2 separate regions of the Homo sapiens genome follow, and region 2 is linked to region 1. Evidence: chromatin contacts called from ENCODE Hi-C or POLR2A ChIA-PET data. All regions are on one chromosome and are shown on one strand. Each heading gives the region's core, a stretch centred on a gene start or an enhancer-like site at or near the end of the contact. The rest is flanking DNA. Distances are from core to core; before and after follow the strand shown. Region 1 overlaps KPNB1 (karyopherin subunit beta 1). Region 2 overlaps NPEPPS (aminopeptidase puromycin sensitive).

The links. Hi-C counts contacts between places; a loop is a spot of excess contacts on that map. ChIA-PET counts read pairs that join two places held with the same protein, here RNA polymerase II (POLR2A). Pooled maps may share reads with other maps.
Region 2: a loop to region 1 is called in a pooled map, with 8 times the contacts of the local background. The contact joins two enhancer-like sites. A Hi-C loop is called at or near these places in 2 of 168 maps with a recorded cell type or tissue (HepG2 and lower leg skin) and 10 of 50 pooled maps. POLR2A ChIA-PET finds 5 or more read pairs at or near these places in 22 of 52 experiments (A549, AG04449, BJ and 18 more).

Annotation. Positions count from the first base shown.
Region 1 is chr17:47,657,531-47,664,995 of GRCh38, forward strand. KPNB1 (karyopherin subunit beta 1) reads left to right here. Exons shown (of 22, transcript NM_002265.6): 5 at 978-1,130; 6 at 3,589-3,648; 7 at 5,559-5,648; 8 at 6,629-6,739. Among named protein-coding and RNA genes, the nearest start is that of KPNB1, 11 kb to the left of the region's middle. RefSeq lists enhancers at 2,628-2,777, 6,309-6,378. Within about 2 kb of position 2,806, at least 7 of the 41 ENCODE cell types and tissues checked have a DNase peak (open chromatin) inside an H3K27ac peak, as active enhancers do.
Region 2 is chr17:47,617,473-47,624,937 of GRCh38, forward strand. It overlaps NPEPPS (aminopeptidase puromycin sensitive), which reads left to right. Exons shown (of 23, transcript NM_006310.4): 20 at 878-985; 21 at 1,537-1,692; 22 at 2,265-2,312; 23 at 4,296-5,804. The coding sequence ends at 4,448. KPNB1-DT (KPNB1 divergent transcript) reads right to left here. Exons shown (of 4, transcript NR_171700.1): 4 at 4,055-4,615. Among named protein-coding and RNA genes, the nearest start is that of KPNB1-DT, 28 kb to the right of the region's middle. Within about 2 kb of position 4,444, at least 18 of the 41 ENCODE cell types and tissues checked have a DNase peak (open chromatin) inside an H3K27ac peak, as active enhancers do.

The sequences.
Region 1 (7,465 bases), core at 1,556-4,055:
TTTAATATATAGACTTTATGAAGCAAAGGAGCCCACAGCACTTGACCCAGACTTAGACTCCCTAGATGTGCCTAGGTGTCGATCCTTGGCCTTGGCCCTTAAATGCCCTGAAGCTTTACTTTAGAGTACAGATGGCCTGGAAAATACGAACAGACTGCCATCTCCATTTGCACAGAAGTGGGGAGGAAAGCGAATATTACCTCATACCCAGAGTCATTATGCTAAGAAGTCAAAGATGAAGTTGATGAGTTTGACTTGGTTTTGTTCAGTTCTGGATTGCCAGTACCATGAGACATTTTGCAGGTGGTTTGCAGTGTTATTCCCAAATGGAAACGGGTGGGGAAAGATCACCAATTCATGATACTTTCTTGAGTGAACTTTACAGTTAAAAGGACTGCCAATTAAGCCAGGCACAGTGGCTTACACCTGTAGTCCCAGCTGCTTGGGAAGCTGAGGTGGGAGGATCACTTGAACCCAGGAATTTGAGGGTTCAGTGCATTGTGGTAGTGCCTGTGAATAGCCACTGCACTTTAGTCTGGGCAATACAGACCCTGTCTCTTAAGAACAGAAGAAGGACTGCTTCTGTCGTGAAGCTCCTTATGGCAGTCTTTTGGAGGGGATTGATTCCAGCACCCTCCTCAGGTACCAAAATCCTCAGATGTTCAAGTCTGTTACATAAAATGGTGTAGTATTTGCATATAACCTATGCACATCCTCCCATATACTTTAAATCATCTCTAGAATACTTACAATACCTAATTCAATGTAAATGCTATATTAATAGTTGGTATACTGTATTAAGGGAATGATGACAAGAAAAAAAGGTGTACATGCACCTTTTGGTGCAGTACAGATGCAACCATCCATTTTTTTTCCTCTAAATATTTTCAATCCATAGTTGTTTGAATCCACAGATGTGGAACCCATGGCTGCAGAGGGCTGACTGTATATTCATTGCACTTCTCTGCTTGTTACAGGACCCAGAGCAGCTACAAGATAAATCCAATGAGATTCTGACTGCCATAATCCAGGGGATGAGGAAAGAAGAGCCTAGTAATAATGTGAAGCTAGCTGCTACGAATGCACTCCTGAACTCATTGGAGTTCACCAAAGCAAACTTTGATAAAGAGGTAAGTTTTTTGACAATAAGGTATAGATTCAGACAGTAAGGGATGAAAGAGTTGAATGAAAGTTTTTTGTTTTGTTTTCTTAAGTTTATGGTTTAGAAAGTACCACCTACTTAAAAGTATTTGTTTCCAGTTTAGTCGAGTTCGTATTGTGTGAGATATCCCCATGGAGTGTTTGCCGTTTCTCATCATGCTTTTGGAAATAAAGTGTTTCTAAGCTTAGGTTTTTCCTTTTGCAGTCCAAAGTGTGGAATGTTGTTGGGTTTTTTTAAATTATAGGGCATGGTGGTGCATACTGGTACTCCAGCTACTTCAGAGGCTAAGGCGGGAGGATTGCTTGAGTCCAGTTATTCAAGGCCAGCCTGGGCAACAAAGTCAGATATCGTCCCTTAAAAAAAAGAAAGGAATAGGCTGGGCGATGTGGCTTAAGCCTGTAATCCCAGCACTTTGGGAGGCTGAGGCGGGTGGATCATCAGGTCAGGAGTTTGAGACCAGCCTGACGAACATGGTGAAACCCCATCTCTACTAAAAATACAAAAAAATTAGCCGGGTGTGGTGGCGTGCGCCTGTAATCCCAGCTACTCAGGAGGCTGAGGCAGGAGAATCACTTGAACCTGGGAGGCAGAGGTTGCAGTGAGCCGAGATTGCAGCACTGTATTCCAGCCTGGGCGACAGAGCAAGACTGTCTCAAAAAAAATAAAAAATAAAAAAAATAAAAGAAAGAAATTATGGTATGTACTATATATGTTGGTTTACTTTGGTTTCTTTTAAGATTGTGTGAATCTTTTGCCTTGTACTAAAGATTTTGTGGAGGCCGGGTGCTGGGGCTCACATCCAGTAATCCCAACACTTTGGGCCACCAAGGCAAGAGGATCACTTGAAGCCAGGAGTTTGAGACTAGCCTGTGCAACGTAACAAAACCCTGTCTCTAAAAAAATTTCTGTGGAGAAGAACAACTGAGTTGTTAACCAGTTTTGTGAGCTCTTGTGTTTACAGGGCTTATAATGGAAAAAAAATAATGAAAAATGAAATAAATAAAAATTATAGCAATTGGTCTGTTTCATACCACCTTAGGAAGGTGTTTTTAAGAAACAGGATATATAGCCAGGTGCTTTGGCACATGCCTGTAATCCCAGCTACTTGGGAAGCTGAGGTGGGAGGATCACTTGAGCCTGGGAGTTCAAGGCTCAAGATTTCACCACTGTACTTCAGCCTGGGCAACAGTGCAAGACTCTGTCTCCAAAAAAAAAAAATATATATATATGTATATGTATGTGTATGTATAATATATATGTAAACATTTTGGCTGAAAATGCAATGAATAACATAAAATTTACCATCTTAAATCATTTTTAAATGTATAGTTAGTTAAGTAGATTCACATTGCTGTGGAAACAATCTCCAGAACTTTTTCATCTTGCAAAACTGAAACTGTACATACTGAACAACAACTCCTCATTTCCCCCTTTCTCAGCCACTGGTAACGACCATTTTACTTTCAGTTTCTATGTATTTTACTACTCTAACGAAATACCTTACGTAAGTGGAATCATATTTGTCTTTTTGCGACTGGTTTGTTTTACTTAGTATGATGTCCTCGAGATTCATCTAAGGGGTAGCATTTGTCAAAATTGGCTTTTTAAGGGTGATTAATATTCCATTATATGTATATGCCACATTTTGTTTATCTAGTCTTCCATCCATGGCCATTTGGTTTGCATCCACCTTTTGGCTATTGTGGGTAATGCTGCTATGAACATGGGCATGCATGTGTATCTTTGAGACTCTGCTTTCAGTTCTTTAGGGTAAATACCGACAAGTAAAATTGCCAGGGTCATGGTCTGAAAGTATTTCTGTATATATGTTTGTTGACACTTCAGCTGGGTTTTTACCATTTCTTGACTTTGGAAAGGTCTGAAACCCCAGAGCAAATGGCAATTCTAATTGATTAGAAAACTGGATTTTTCCTTAATAGATTTTGGAAGATTTAGGAGGGTAGCACATAAAGTTCATTCTCCCTTTTCTCACCACATTTGATGTGAATTTGCTACCTCTCAGAAAACAAATTTGGTCTCTGAAATAAAGCAGATGTTTTGAATTCTCTTATATAAGGAAACTGATTTTCCTACATGTAAATTTTTATCTTTTAACCATTTTTATTTAAAACTTGTGACCTACATTTTTCTGTTTCCTCCCTGAAGTCTTTGTTAGTGGTCATTTTGGAGATTAAAAGATTAGGGACCTCATTGGAGGGCAAGTCACATAGCAGACACCGAAGGTAAACTCTTTATAGCCTTTATAGTGCTGTACCATCTCAAGGGAGAGTGGCTTGATTGTACCAGGCAGGGCTGTGTGGGGCCCTGAGGGGGAGTGAGAGGTTTTCCTTGTAGAGGGAGTCTGGAAATCTTCCTACGTACAGGTTATGCTCTCCTAATTCTCTTTATTTTTATTCCTCCTACAGTCTGAAAGGCACTTTATTATGCAGGTGGTCTGTGAAGCCACACAGTGTCCAGATACGAGGGTAAGTGTGAGGTTATATGAAAAATCTGTCTTACATCTTTCTTAGGAAATGTCAAATCTAATATAAGTTTGAAATACTGGGAATCAGTTGACTTCAGCAATAAGGTTTGATTAATATTGTTACTAATAATTAATATTCTGGCTGGGCATGGTGGCTCACACCTGTAATCCCAGCACTTAGGGAGGCCATGGCAGGCAGTTCACCTGAGGTTAGGAGTTTCATACCAGTCTGGCCAACATGGTGAAACCCTGTCTCTACTAAAAATAAAAAAAAATTAGCTGGGTGTGGTGGCACGTGCCTGTAGTCCCAGCTGCTGGGGAGGCTGAGGTACAAGAATCGCTTGAACCTGGGAGGTGGAGGTTGCAGTGAGCCAAGATCATGCCACTGCAAACAGACTCCATCTCAAAAAATAATAATGATAATTAATAAAAACATTAGAGAAGAGGGAAGAATTGTCATGGAAGTTGCCATCCTCTTAAAAAAGGTTTAAGGTGCCAGTGTGGTGGCTCACACTATAATCCCAGCAATTTGGGAGGCCAAAGCAGGAGGATCACTGAGGTCAGGAGTTGGAGACCAAACTGGGCAACATAGTGACACCATCTCTACTAAAAAATATGTATACACAAATAAACAGTTAAGGGAGAAAAGGTTTTCGATCAGCTTCGCTACTTCATTGCCGTAGGTTATTCAAGCCATTTCTACTAAAAAATATATATACACAAACAGTTAAGGGAGAAAAGGTTTTTGATCAGCTTTGCTACTTTATTGCCATAGGTTATTCAAGTGATTGTTTTCCCCTGTAGCCATTAAAGCAGCTTTGCTATTGCTATACCCAAAACCTGACCCTTCAAGAAGATAGAAGTAATATCTTCAGTCTGAATAGTATTAGTGAATTTAGCCGTACCATGGGTTCCACACGCACCTTTAATGCAAAAAAAAAGACTGAGGCCAGGCGCGGTGGCTTACGCCTGTAATCCCAACACTTTACAGGCGCATGTCTGTAATCCAGCTACTCAGGAGGCTGAGGCAGGAGAATTGCTTGAACCCGGGAGGCGGAGGTTGTAGTGAGCTGAGATCACACCACTGCACTCCAGCCTGGGAGACTCCATCTCAAAAAAAAAAAGGACTGGCTGTGGTGGCTCACACCTATAATACCAGCACTTTGGGAGACCGAGGCCAGAGGATCACTTGAGCCCAGGAGTTGGAGACCAGTCTGGGCAACATGGCGAAACTCCATGTCCACAAAGATTAGCTGTGCGTGATGGGGCGAGCCTGTAGTCCTAGCTACGTGGGAGGCTGAAGTGGGAGGATTGCTTGAGCCTGGTGGTTGAGGCTGCAGTGAGCCGTGATCATGGCCACTATACTTGCACCAGGGCGACAGAGCAAGAAGACTGTCTCAAAAAAAAAAAAAAGAGAAAAATGGCCGGGCGCAGTGGCTCACACCTTTAATCCTAGCACTTTAGGTGGCCGAGGTGAGTGGATTGTCTGAGCTCAGGAGTTCGAGATGAGCCTGGTCAACATAGCAAAACCCCGTCTCTACTAAAAATACAAAAAATTAGCCGGGCATGGTGGCGGGCACCTGTAGTCCCAGCTACTTGGAAGGCTGAGGCACGAGAATTGCTTGAATCGGGGAGGCAGAGGTTGCAGTGAGCCAAGATCATGCCACTGCACTCCAGCCTGGGCAACAGGAGCGGAACTCTGTCCCTTCCCCGAAAAAGAGAGACAAAATGGGAAAATAAAGGAACAGATAATGAGGGAATTAAAGGGAGAGAATGAATTTTAGGGAAATGATAACGTATCCCATATTTACCTCAATTAATCCTTAGGATTATTGGCCCATTTGAGTGAATCTAACTTTGTCAGATTGCGTTGTTATTTTAGTAAACTATCTGATCTGCTGTTCATAAAAGGTACGAGTGGCTGCTTTACAGAATCTGGTGAAGATAATGTCCTTATATTATCAGTACATGGAGACATATATGGGTCCTGCTCTTTTTGCAGTAAGTATTTCTATTTATGTGATTTGAGCTTGTGGCTAATTACAGAGCCCATCATCCTTAGTCGCTATTTTGCCAATTCTGTAATATTTTACTTAATACTATGGAATCAAGGAAATTCCTCGAGACTGTTCGGTTTAAGCTCATCAGTGGTGTGCCAAGAAAACTGGTGCTAACTTTGTGTGGGTAAAAGACCTTCATTTTGAGGTCAGGCCCGGTGGCTAACGCCTGTAATCCCAGCACTTTGGAAGGCTGAGGTGGGCAGATCACCTGAGGTCAGGAGTTCGAGACCAGCCTGGCCAATATGGTGAAACCCCGTCTATACTGAAAACACAAAAATTAGCTGAACGTGGTGGCACGTGCCTGTAATCCCAGCTACTCTGGAGGCTGAGGCTGGAGAATCGCTTGAACCCAGGAGACGGAGGGTGCAGTGAGCCAAGATCACGCCATTGCACTCCAACCTGGGCCAGAAAGCGAGACTCTGTCTCAAAAAGAAAAAAGAAACAACCTGCATTTTGAAAATCTGAGGCTGGGCATGGTGGCTCACGCCTGTAATCCCAGCAGTTTGGGAGGCTGAGACTGACAGATCGCTTGAGTCCAGGAGTTTGAGACCAGCCTAGGCAATATGGTGAAACCCCGCCTCTACAAAAAATACAAAAATAAGCTGGGTGAGGTGGCATGCACTTGTGGTCCCACCTATGGAGGAGGCTGGGGTGGGAGGTTTGTTTGAGCCTGGGAGGTGGAGGTTGCAGTAAGCTGAGATTGTGCTGCTGTACTCCAGCCTGTGTGACAGAGTGAGACCCCATCACCAAAAAAAAAAAAAAGAAAAGAAAATCTTTCTTTTCCTATCTTTTCTTTCAAGCCTAGCTTCCTTTTTATAGTTACATTTCTGAAATTTGCATGTCTGTGGTTAAAGCCGGGTTGGGGCAGGGACTCACTTGAATCAGTACTTATTTGGGGCCTGGGGTGTTTTTCTTCTTAAGATCACAATCGAAGCAATGAAAAGTGACATTGATGAGGTGGCTTTACAAGGGATAGAATTCTGGTCCAATGTCTGTGATGAGGAAATGGATTTGGCCATTGAAGCTTCAGAGGTGAGCTGGGGAGAACTATTACTCTGAATACGCTTTGGGACATATCTCATTTGTGGATGATGTTCCCCTTCTAGGAGAACTTTATTCTGTCTGGGTTTAGAGGGTATCTCCATTGGCAGAGATTTTGATTTTTCTGCTAGCCAGAGCCCTTCATGAAGGAGGCACATCAGTAATGAGGGCTCACGTTCTTGCCAAGCAGTCAGGCATGATTGATCGTAAATAGTGGTATTATCACTGTGAACACAAGGGGGCAGCAGGCTGTCGCAGTTTACCAAGGTGATGCCTGATGCTGAATTATTTCCTTTTGGAAGTCCTAATGCAAGCCTAGGATGTATAATTGATACTTTACTAACTCTGGTGAAAGAGTCAGATATGGAAGAGAATGGGGAGTTCTGTACTTGGGATCTTTGAATTCAAGTTTTGTTTCCAGCTTGGTCTTTACACACTTTTATTTCAGGACAAAAATAAAAAGGTTTTTTTTGGCATCTTTAGGCAAACTGAGTGTGTGTTGATCCAAGGAACACTGAAATATCAGGTTGTCCATATGAATTGAACTTATGAAAAAAAAGTTATACTTAATGTTGCCTTGGACCTATATTATATGGCCTAAAAGATTCTCACTGAAGTAGACCAAAAAATTAGCACTTTCCAAGATCACATTGTATGTTACCATTTGTCCTTGTATGTTTCTGTTTCTGTTAAGAGATCCCTGTTCGGCTCTCATTG
Region 2 (7,465 bases), core at 3,194-5,693, 38 kb before region 1:
AGGCGTGAACCACTGTGCCCAGCCATATATATATATATATTTTTTAGGATAATTCTGCTTTGTCTGCTTTCTTCACTTAAATATAAGAACATGTTTATGATATATTCTTAAAATATAACTTTCAATAATGCATTTTTATAAGTACAGTATTCATTTTCAATTTTTCACTATTATAAATTAATTTGATGATCTGGTATAAGAACACTAATGATTAGTTTGTTCTTCTAAAACAGAACATTAGCCAGATATCAATGATGTAAAGAATTTGGCTATGATAGATTTTACCTCTTAGATCTTGATGTTAAACTGGTCTGAACTAATGACAGGCTGTTCATCTGGTAGCATTTACATCTAGTGATTTACTTACTGTAACAGCAGATGACAAATTTAGTGCCAAAGCATCATTTTTTTTTTCTTTTATTTTTGAGACAGAGTCTCGCTCTCTTGCCCAAACTGGAGTGCAGTGGCACGATCTCAGCTCACTGCAACCTCCCAGGTTCAAGCGATTCTCCCGCCTCGGCCTCCCAAGTAGCTGGGATTACAGGTGGGCACCACCACGCCCGGCTAATTTTTTTTTTTTGTATTTTTAGTAGAAACAGGGTTTCACCATGTTGGCCAGGCTGATCTCGAACTCTTGACCTCAGGTGATCCACCCGCCTCGGCCTCCCAAAGTGCTGGGATTACAGGTGTGAACCACCGCACCTGGCCCAAAGCATCTTGAAAAGTATTCTCTTTCTTTAATATAATGCCCTGCCATTCTTACCTAGTGAGAATATAGAACCTAAGTTTTACCTTACTGGGGAAGAAGCTCATATAATCATATGCAGAACATCCAAGGGAGAGTTAACTATTCCTATCTTTATCTTTTTTCCTGTAGCTTCATAAACAAGCAGATATGCAAGAAGAGAAAAACCGAATCGAAAGAGTCCTTGGCGCTACTCTTTTGCCTGACCTGATTCAAAAAGTCCTCACGTTTGCACTTTCAGTAAGTTACGGTGAAAACTGCATTTAGAAGTGAATCGTTACCCATCTCTGAGAAGTGTCTCTGATTCAGCTCTGATCCTCTTGAGCTGCCTTAACCCTAACTAAAGCTTCCTTTTCCAGAGTAACTGGCTTGAGTTTTTGTTACTGACTTCTGTTTTTCTCCCACTAGTGGCGAGAATCAGAATAGTTGGGAGAGTAAACAAATTGTCTCTCCAGAATGGAAACTATGAGGACAGGGACTCTTGAAAACTGGGAAACTGGCTTATGCCTTTGCTTACTTTGTGTCTCTTCCTTTCTTAAACCTATAGGCTCCTAAGCAAGTATCTGTTGAGCAGTCTGTCTGTCTGAACCTGTCTCAGTACCTCATTCTCATTTTGGTTATCTTTAGCTTAAACATTATCTTCTTTGCTGAGAACTTCTGGTTCCAGTTATTCCTAAAACAAGGAATAAGTGTCTTCAGTGTGATTACTTCAGTGTCACAGTATGGTGCACTTTCTGGTACCAGAATATGTTTTTGATACACTAGACTTTTAGCTCTCTTTCTTTTTTTAGGAAGAGGTACGTCCACAGGACACTGTATCGGTAATTGGTGGAGTAGCTGGAGGCAGCAAGCATGGTAGGAAAGCTGCTTGGAAATTCATAAAGGACAACTGGGAAGAACTTTATAACCGATACCAGGGAGGATTCTTAATATCCAGACTAATAAAGGTATGTGAAAAACTTTGAGTAGCTTGCTAATCATGGATATTATTTAGTGACATCCATGATTCACTACACCCATACATTGTGGTCTTTGCTCTTTAAATGTTTCCTGTGGCCAGGTGCAGTGGCTCACGCCTGTAATACCAGCACTTTGGGACGCCGAGGTGGGCAGATCACCTGAGGTCGGGAGTTCGAGACTATCCTGGCCAACATGGTGAAATCCTGTCCCTACTAAAAATACAAAAATTAGCTGAGCGTGGTGGTGTGTGCCTGTAATCCCAGCTACTTGGGAGGCTGAGGCAGGAGAATCGCTTGAACCTGGGAGGCAGAGGTTGTGGTGAGCCGAGATGAGGTCATTGCACTCCAGCCTGGGCAACAAGTGTGAAACTCCGTCTCAAAAAAAAAAAAGTTTCCTTAAATAGTTACTGGCTTTATTTAAGGACTTCTCCATCTCCCATCACACATCCTTTATAACAGACTGAAGTTGGCAGAGAACAGAATGATTTATTTTTAGGGTAAATGGAAGTTTGTTCTCAGCCTCTTGGTTTCACTTACTGTTTAAAACCATTGTTTTGCAGCTATCAGTTGAGGGATTTGCAGTTGATAAAATGGCTGGAGAGGTTAAGGTAAGGAAAATACTGTTTACTCTTCACTTTTCAGTCTAGTAAGTAAAAACAATAACCTGGTTGTAATTATAGTGTTGGGATAATGTACTGTAGCATCTCTGTGTTTTTGTTTAGAGAAAGACATCATGCAGGGCTGTATAGGCCATATTAAGAATTTCCTAAAAATGGCCAGGCATGGTAGCTCACATCTGTAATCTCAGCACTTTGGGAGGCCGAGGTGGGTGGATCACCTGAGGTCAGGACTTCAAGACCAGCCCGGGCAACATGGTGAAACCCCAAATTAGCTGGACATGGTGGTGCACGCCTCTAATCCCAGCTACTCGGGAGGCTGAGGCAGGAGAATTGCTTGAGCCCGGGAGGTGGAGGTTGCAGTGAGCTGAGATCGTGCCATTGCACTCCAGCCTGGGTGACAGAGCGAGACTCCTGTCTCAAAAAAAAAAAAAAAAAAAAAAGTCCTAAAAATGGAAAGCCTTCGAATGGTTTATAAACAAGGCAGTGCCTTGATCTGATTTGTGTTATAAAAATTTCAGTCTGGCTGCAATGTGGATAATAGTTTGGAATGGGGAAGAGAAGATGTTGGGAAGCTAACTCTCCTAGCAAGAATGATAGAATAGCTTACAGTAGGGTAGTGGCAGTAGTGGAGGAGATGGAATAATGGAGATTCAGGGGCTTGAATTTGTTAACCATTTAGTTCAACAATATTTATTGATTGGCTTCTCTGTTGTGAGCATATCTGGGAGAGGAAGAAAAACAAGCCAGGATAATCCCCAGGTTTCTGGTGTATAAATGTTGGTACTACTCTGCGATGGAATGGAAAAAGACTTGAGGCCCTGAGAACTGAACCATGATTAGGAGCCTTGGAACAGTAGCAATTGTCATCTGTGTAAATAAGGTTATTGATTTCTAAAAGGTCTATGTTTAATCAGATGGATTAGTCATTCTGTCTTTCACACCTGTGGTGACTAATTCAAAGGAAAAGCCCTATCATTTTGCCAGCTGGTGTTTAAGAGTTGCTTTGTTTTCTGTGAAACCAGGTGTACTGCATTAGAAAAGTTTATTCAACTTTTAATCATTAAGCATTGTGATAAATTGTAAACTTAGAAATTGTTTGGTTTACTGTATTAAAAATGTTGGATTCCTGTAATTCCAGCATTTTGGGAGGCTGAGGTGGGAGGATTGCTTGAGTTCAAGAGTTCAAGACCAGTCTGGGCAACATGGTAGGACCCCATCTCTACAAAAAGGAAAAAACAATTTGGCCTGGGAGTGCACGCTTGTGGTCCCAGCTACCCAGGAAGTTAAGGTGGGAGGTTTACTTGAGCCCAGAAGGTTGAGGCTGTGATGAGCCATGATCGTTTCATTGCACTCTAGCCTGGGCAACAGAGTGAGACCCTGTCTCAAAAAAAAAAAAAAAAAAAAGACCATGGGGTGTTAAATTATTAGGGCATAGCAGCAATTTAAACTTCTTTGTATTATCATCCCTTACAAATTAATCTTTATTTGAAGCAGCCAAAATGTGTTGAATCCTTAAGTACTCTGTGCTAGGTATTTTGTCAAATGTTTATATGGATTGTCTCTTTAATCTTCTGGAGTAGATATTTTCTCATAGTTGAGAAAACTGAGACTTAGAGCAGTTAATTTTCTCACAGTCACAAGCTAGTACATGACTAAGCCTGGATTCAGGTTCCAAGTCTTCATTCCAAAGACTATATTTACCACTACACAATTAGCCTAAAAGAAAGGCAGTAGGTTCTGTCTCTTTATTAACTTTTGATTAGGTTGTTAAGCATATAATTAAGGGGAGAATTCCTATATGCAGGTCCAAGGAGTTGCTTGTTTTCTTTTAGCCTGAGGGTGGCAGTGGTAAATTCTCATGCCTGAAGATTATGCATCCTTCATATAGACCAGTGGGTATTTTTTCATAACCTGTAATATTAACTTCTTATTGCTAGTAATGATCCTGCATTCTGGGTTGTTTTATACCAGGCTTTCTTCGAGAGTCACCCAGCTCCTTCAGCTGAGCGTACCATCCAGCAGTGTTGTGAAAATATTCTGCTGAATGCTGCCTGGCTAAAGCGAGATGCTGAGAGCATCCACCAGTACCTCCTTCAGCGGAAGGCCTCACCACCCACAGTGTGAATCCTGAGGTGCCGCCATTGGCGGTTCTGCTGCTTCGCTGCAGGGATAAGGTGGAGCTACCGAACAGCTGATTCATATGCCAAGAATTTGGAGTCTTCTTTCAAACCAGTGGGGGTTGGACAATGAATGTAGTTAACTGGTTCCTGCTCACACTCCAGAATTAAATTCTATTGAAAAAGGAAAATCAGCAATTCAGCAAAAAATAAATAAAAAATAAAAATGTAAATATGATAGTAATAAAATAGAGCATAACGAAACTGTGAAACTTTCTGAAGCCTTGTCAGTGGTTAAAAGTATTTAACACTCTACTGTTAATGACAGATGTTCTGTTTTTATAACCTACCAAAAGGAAACTAGAGGCTTCTTGGTGAAGAGCATTTTTGTGAAGTGGGTTCTGCAAGGAGCCTATAAAGCCAAGGGTGGTGTCCATTTCTGGGAATGGTTAAACACAAAAGGCTGATAGCTGGTATCACATAGTTGGAGTCAGTGCATAATTCCAAGTGGCTTTTTTTTTTTTTGGCACGGGGACTGATCAGGAAGATATATTCCTGCATAACTCAATCTGAACCAAGGATTGTAGTTTAGTTTTCCTCCTTGCCTTCCCTTCTGTGTGACCGACCCCTTGGCCAAAAAAAAACAAAAAGCAAAAAACAAAAACCTACCCTGTTCTGGTTTTTTTCCTCCCTTTAGTTCCACCCCCAACCCCCATTCCCTGGTGTCCTTCTTAGAGATGAAGAAATAATAAGGAAACATCTTTCATAGCCACATTAAATAAGAGAAACTGATATACATTATTTTTTTCTTTTTAAAGATGACTTATAAGAACCCTGAAATTTATATAGGTGAGACAATAGAAATAAAAAGATCTTCAGCCAGGCCTTTCTGAAGGAGTTATTCTGCTAAAAATGGTCTTAGTTGTCTGAAAAGCCAGCTCTTGAACCTCTTCACAACAGTATCAACACTGGCTTCTCCCGGTTCATTTTATGCGTGCGAGAAGTCAGTGGTAACTGCTGCAGGGCTTAATACATTAGTGGTAACTGGTTTAAAAAACAAAGACTGTAAGCCTGTGTGTGCCACTGTTTGCTTCAACAGTATATCCTAATAAGCCTCACCTATTTAATCCAATGAGTTTTAAATCTAAATCTCATTCCCTTCTTCTTTCCCTACCTTTTTTTTCTTTTTTTCTTAAAAAAATATTTTGTGTTATTAACAGAAATTCATATTTGGTGTGGCTTAACGGTATTTCAGAAGGTCATCAGATTGTGAGACTGCTTCCTTGAAACATTTTTGTGCTATTGTTTTAAAAAAATAATTAAAAAACAGTTGGCGTTAATAAAAATGTCAATGTGAAACTGATGTCCTGATTCACTTTATTCTCTTTCTTTGATAAGAAACTAAAAACTTTCCTATCATTCAGTAGGCTTATGCAAAGTTATACTATCATAGGATTTTTCAAATTCAAAAAAAATCCAGTTCCTTAATTCCTAATTTATAGATCTTAACAGAAAAATCCTGAGATTCATTCTAAATCAGTTCTACATTCTCAAAACTCTCTCAGAGACTCTTATAGTCAGCATTCAGGAATGAACTTGAGACTTCCTCAGTCCCTAGTTTTGAGGCACCCTAGTTCAGGCACCATGCTCAGGGCTGCCCTTAGGCTCTCAAATGTTCTTAAGGCACCAGTGAAGCAGGGGCACCAAAAAGACTGAGAAAAATGCAGGTTTAATTGAAGAACTCAGAATTTTGCAATCAGAAATTCTGGAAACAGGTTATTTTACTTTCAGCATACATGTGATTTTTGTCTGTAATAATAGTTAAGTAGTTTGAATTACGTTCAGGGAGAGGTTATACTAGATGTCTTCCATTTGCCTTTCAGAACCCCTCTTCATCCCACTCTGGACCCCAGCGGGTGCTGACCCACATGGACTGCAGCATGAATGGCTCCCTTGCCCTCTGACTTCAGCTTCTGTTTATCCAATTATTAATATCCAAAGAAGATGAGAAGATATAAGGAAGAGATGGTCAGAGTACTCTGGCTTTCTCATTGCCAGGTCACATGGGTTGTCTGTGTCCCTTTAGCAAAGACCACAGCTCTTACCAAGCAGCCCCCTCTAGCTTCTGGCTCCTTCTCTTTGCTCCTTCACATCTAGGAATAGAAAGAAAGGAGAACTCGAGAGCTGGGTGCGGTGGCTCACGCTTGTAATCCCAGCACTTTGGGAGGCCGAGACGGGTAGATCACCTGAGGTCAAGAATTCAAGACCAGCCTGGCCAACATGGTGAAACCCCGTCTCTACTAAAAATACAAAAATTAGCTGGGCATGGTGGCGCATGCCTGTAATCCCAGCTACTCGGGAGGCTGAGGCAGGAGAATTGCCAGAACCCAGGAGGCAGAGGTTGCAGTGAGCCAAGACCGTGCCACTGCACTCCAGCCTGGGCAACAAGAGTGAAACTCCGTCTCCAAAAAAAAAAAAGAAGACTCAAGCTGGGTGCGGTCACTCACACCTGTAATCCCAGCACTTTGGGAGGCTGAGGTAGACAGATCACCTGAGGTCAGGAGTTTCAGACCAGCCTGGTCAACATGATGAAACCCCTGTTTCTACTAAAAATACAAAAATTGGCCAAGCATGGTGATGCATGTCTGTAATACCAGCTACTTGAGAGGCTGAGGCACAAGAATTGCTTGAGCCTGGGAGGCAGAGGCTGCAGTGAGCTGAGATCGTGCCACTGCACTCCAGCCTGGGCAACAGAGCGAGACTGTCTCAAAAAAAAAAAAAAAAAAAAAAAAAAGGACTTAGTTACCAGCCCTGGATTACGCCATTATTCTTCATTGATTTTCCTGCACTCTGTCCATGTCTCTGTAAATAGTCCTTTATTAAACCTTCCTCAGTTTGTGTTCTTTCCTACCAATACCTTGAGTGATTTGGGCACAATAGCCCTGCTGCTTTGGGTCTCTAAAGGTTTTAATTCAGCCTTTTCTGTGTCAGATGTTTTGTTTTTCAAATAGCTCCCTATCATAA